2 separate regions of the Mus musculus genome follow, and region 1 is linked to region 2. A link is a loop called in an ENCODE intact Hi-C map of the cell type or tissue named here. Cell type or tissue: heart. All regions are shown on one strand.

Region 1 (2,500 bases), 100 kb before region 2:
GAATGATTTCCCAATTAATAAACTGAAAGCTGTTAGTATTTATGGAATGTTATTATAATCAATTTGATTCATCTACCAGGACAGTTTTAGCTGGTGAAATGAGAAGACTGGTACTTCCTCCTTATTTAGGATAAACTCTCTCATCTTCCCTCAGAGTTTGCTCTGAGCCTTGTGCATAGGAAATGCACAATATATGTACTTAGCCTACTTGAATGCCCATTCTACAAATGGACTTGAAGGCCCCAGGGAACAAGACTAGTACCAGAATAAATGAATTTCATAGATTTGTGACTAGCTACTATGTTTGAAATCCACTTTCAGTCTTATTATTAATTTTAACAATTTGATAGATATATTTTATATAATATATAATTTAACTTAATGTTGCAAAGTATGATTGGTTCATATGTGTATACACACTGAGGATTCTTTATCAGCAAAATAAACCAAAACAGATATAAACAAAGCAATAAAGTCCAATTAAATTCTTCCAGTTGATTGTCATCATCTTTCTAGTGTTCTGTTCACAGCAGCTTAGAATGTACTTTTAAGAACTCTTTGCGCCAGGCAGTGGTGGCACAGAGTGAGTTCCAGGACAGTCAGGGCAAACAGAGAAACTCTGTCTGGAAAAAAACAAAACAAAACAAAACAAAAAACAAACAAACAAACCCCCAAAACAAAAAACAAAAGCCCTTTGCAATAAGCTACTTCTATGAATGGAGCCATACTATACAGTTTCACCTTCTGCCTTTTTGTTATATATATTCCATGCTGATTTACTTTATCCATAAACTCATACTCTTTAAATGCTCTAGTTTTTTCCCCAATTAATCCCATTCTAACTCTATACTCTATGATTCTTCAACACTGTAAAACTTAACATTTTAGAATGTTGAAAGTTCTTCATCACCGCACTAAAATGGACTTTTCTTCAAGGAAATATGTAGTTATGGCTATAGCATCATTCACTATTTCTGAGAAGCAGATAGATTGTAACAATATATAATTTCTTTCTGCATAAAAGAATAAACTGCTTCCTTTTGATTCCACCTGCAACTTAGCCACTAGGACATACGTGCTAAGTTCTCCAGTGTTGCAGAGTTCCAATCAGTATAGTGTTTTGACACCTACCCAACCAAATTATTCTATTTTGTCAGTGGTGTTGTTTGAGACAAGGTCTTACTCTATAGCCCAGACTGCTCTCAAACTCGACCTTGTTCCAGCCTTCTGAGTGCTTGGCATTTATAGGCAGGAACTGTCACCTTGCCTTAAAAAGAAAGGGGTGGGGCACCTTATTTTTAATTGTGTATAAGGGCATGTGTATGAGTAGTGCAGAGTTTAGGCCAGAAGAGGGAGCCAGACTGCTAGAGACAGGCTTAGCCGGAGTAAGCCAATCAACATGGATGCTGACTACCAAACTTGGATTCTCTTGAAAGAATAGGCAAAGTGGCAAGTGCTTTTAACTGCTGGGTCACCAATCTAGCCCCTTCAAATGCCTTAAAAAAGGGAGGGTTGGACTAAAACTCTGCCAGACTCAATGCTTTTTTGTTGTTGTTCTTGTTGATGCTCAGATTATTAAATTTAAGCTCTGAACTTTGTAAAACTCTCATTACACACAACTGATGGATATAACTGTTCTCTAAGACTGGATTCAGTATTTTCTTTGTATTTTTGAAAGGGATCCTATTTTGTTGACCAGACTGATCTGCAACTCCTAGGCTCAACCGACCCTCTACCTTTTGAGTAGATATTTCAGGTGAGCAACATGCCATGCCCAGCTCTATAAAGGCTGCATTTTTATTTTATTTTATTTTAAAGATTTATTGATTTATTATATGTAAGTACACTGTAGCTGTCTTCAGACACCCCAGAAGAGGGCATTAGATCTCATTACGGATGGTTGTGAGCCATCATGTGGTTGCTGGGATTTGAACTCAGGGCCTTCAGACTCACAACCTTCAGAAGAGCAATCAGTGCTCTTAACTGCTGAGCCATCTCTCCAGCCCCAAGGCTGCATTAAAAAAAAAAAAAGATTGATTGATTGATTGATTTAATATATGTGAGTGCACTGTCACTCTCTTCAGACATACCAGAAGAGGGCATTAGATTCCATTACAGATGGTTGCGAGCCACCATATGGTTGCTGGGAATTGAACTCAGGACCTCTGGAAGCACAGTCAGAGCCATCTCTCCAGACCCCCAGAGGCTGCATTTTAACATCTCATTTGAGGTAAACAAGAGGAGGTATGAATGAAGTCCTGAAACAAGAATCTAAACACTGTCAGTCTATTCAGACATAGGCCACAATGTGTCTCAGCCAGTATTGACAGCTATAGTTCCTAGTAATTCTTGATAAATAGAAGTTCTGTGTGATTTTCATACGATTGGAGTCCTTTGGAAGCCTCCCCTTAACTCACCCGCTTGCTTTACTGCTGCTTCCTTTTATTTTTTCTACATTCTCTCCTGATCTCCATACAAAGGCCAAGCATGGCAGCTGATA
Region 2 (2,500 bases):
TGTCACACGTTATAGTTTCTTTGTATACCTCATAATAACAACACATACTAATGGGTGATAGCTGCTATTCAGGGACTGTCCACCAGGAGGCAGGATTTGCTAGTTCCATTTTGCAGAGAAGGAAACTGGTGACTTCTTAAGGGGGACCCTACGGCTGTCCCCAAATCTCAGTTCTTGTACATTATTGCTGTCAGCTCTCACACTGTGAAGTAGGTTTCTACTTCTTGTTTTGGAGACTTGGGGATTGAACCCCAGAGGGAGGCAGCTGCTTGGATTGGGCCAGCCTCATCAACATTCTATGTTCAGGCTCCTGGGAAAAGCGTATCAGTCAGTCACTGACCCATGGCCATCTGCCCTGGTAGCCAGGAATTTCCCCAAATCTGACATTGCTGGACTCTGGACTACAATGTTTTCCTGACGTTTATTTTTGGAGTGGGGTGGGGTGGCCACACAGTTGGCCTCACTGGGGTGCTTGCTGTTTGCTGTTTTTCTGTTTACTGTGGCTGCTGCTGACTTCCGGCCGTGAGTGACTCAGCCCCCCTTCAGGCCCCATCAATTCCAAGCCGAGAATCCTTTATGAACCCCGTGTAGCATGTGACTGCCCTGGAGGCCTCAGAGTGGCCGGGGAGGTGGGGCCAGCAACGGTCTGGAATGTTGTTATTGGTGCTGCAGGTCTCCAGCAGAGCCATGACCCCCTCAGAGCAGGGGCCACAGCTGACCCATTTCTGTACCCCAGACTATCTCAGACTGGCGCCAGCTGTGGTTCCGGATATTATGTCTAATTGACAGGCTGGCTGGACAAACATAGCAAGAGAAAGGAAAGGATAAGTGAAGAAAAGAGGGAGTAAAGGACAGAGGAAGCAGAGGGGGCAGGAAGGAAGAAGAGAAGGACGGAAAAGGGGGTTTGAAAGAACAAGGCTGGCCAAATGGCTGAGTGCTGTGGTGGCACATGCCTGTAACCCCAGGAACTCAGTAGGCAGTGGTTTTCTGTGAGTTCAAGGACAGCCTGGTCTACATAGCAAGTTCCAGGCCAGCCATGATTATGTAGTGAGACCCTGTCTCAAAAAGAATAATAAGTGCATAAATAAGCAAACAGATGAAGGAGAAGTGCACACAACATGTGACAAGAGGCGGGGGTGTGTTCTGCAAAGAAGTCATTACCTTCCACTCTCTACTTGCTCCAAGAACAAACCTAACTTTCTGCCCCATTTTCTGGCCCCCCTTCTATAATCCCCTGCAGCTAGGCATCACAGGCTGTTCTGATTCTTTACTGCCACCGTGTGGCCGCTCTGCTCTCTGCAGGTTATTCCTTGGGCTTTCCTCTGGGGTTCCTGGCCTAGGGTACTGGGTGTTTGTGTGGATATGGTCTTGCCTTTGGGAAGGCTTGGGTAGATTTCCTCAAGCCTTTGTGTGTGCACTTCATGGCTTCTCTCTTTAGTTCCAATCATCAGATTCCAGAAGCCCTTGGGCTCAGCACAGACTATGCCACTCAAAACTTTGCCCTCACATAAACCTAGCACCTGTTGTGTGCCAGACACTTGGCACATGACATTTTAGTCTGTCCTTTGACGTATATATGATTCCTATGCACCTTTGAAAAATGAAGAAACAAGAGGCTGGAAGAGGAGAAATAGCTTGACTAAGGTCTGGCTGGAAGTTGGAGGAGCTAAGCCTTAGACCCCATCATTGAGTTCCAGAGTTTGTTCATGCATAATCTTCAAAAATTCTGCCAGGGTGGTAACAAATGTCTCTAATCACAGCATGTGGGAAGCAGAGGCAGGAGAAAATGGAGTTTGGTGTTATCCTTATCTACAAAGTGATTTTTTTTTTCTTTTTAAGACAAGGTCTCTCTGTAGCCCTGGCTATTCTGGAACCCACTCTGTAGACCAGGCTGGCCTCCAACTCAGAGATCTGCCTGCCTCTGCCTCCCAAATGCTGGGATTAAAGGCGTGTGCCACTGTGCTTGGCTTATATAGTGAATTTGAGACTACCTCCATATCTGTGAGGCTCTGTATCTTAAAAAGAGAGAGAGGGAGAGAGAGAGAGAGAGAGAGAGAGAGAGAGAGAGAGAGAGAGAGAGAGAGAGAGAGAGAGACAGGAAGGCAGAGCGACAGCTCAGTGGCTCGGAGCACTTGTTGCTCTTGCAGAGGACCTGTGTTCGGTTCCCAGCACCAGGTGGGTAGCATACAGCCAGTAACTCCAGTTTCAGGGGATTCTATGCTCTCTTCTGGCCTCTGTGGACAGGGGGCAGACACATGGTACATAGACATTCAAGCAAAATCTAAATGTAAAATGAAAAATCTTTAAAATTTAAAAACATAAAGCTGGAGGTGTGAGGAGCCTTTTGTGAGCTAACTTGTCTAAAACTCTCATTTTCAGTTGCAGAAACTGAGGCCCCGAGAGTACAGTGACTTCTCATACTGCAGGTAAGCAGACCCAGGTCTTTGTCCTGCAGGACAGGACCTGGAAGATGCCTCCTCCTAAGCAGCTCCCCGCTGCA

The links. Peaks named below come from ENCODE experiments on the same cell type or tissue, not always from the same donor. Only the 100,000 strongest peaks of a DNase experiment are listed, where the experiment ranks them.
Region 1: it touches region 2 in a loop (4-fold over the local background); 6 of 42 quality-filtered maps call a loop at or near these places.

What each region holds. Positions count from the first base shown.
Region 1 is chr19:4,337,051-4,339,550 of GRCm38, forward strand. The region is part of intron 12 of Kdm2a (lysine (K)-specific demethylase 2A); the gene reads right to left. Among named protein-coding and RNA genes, the nearest start is that of Grk2, 32 kb to the left of the region's middle. In heart, a CTCF peak has its summit at 1,351 (motif pointing right); a DNase peak (open chromatin) is centred at 1,331.
Region 2 is chr19:4,441,363-4,443,862 of GRCm38, forward strand. A930001C03Rik (RIKEN cDNA A930001C03 gene) reads left to right here. Exons shown (of 3, transcript NR_045990.1): 2 at 2,380-2,426. Among named protein-coding and RNA genes, the nearest start is that of Rhod, 3.2 kb to the left of the region's middle. In heart, CTCF peaks have their summits at 84 (motif pointing right) and 1,291 (motif pointing left); DNase peaks (open chromatin) are centred at 499 and 1,279; H3K4me3 peaks cover 389 bases; H3K27ac peaks cover 954 bases.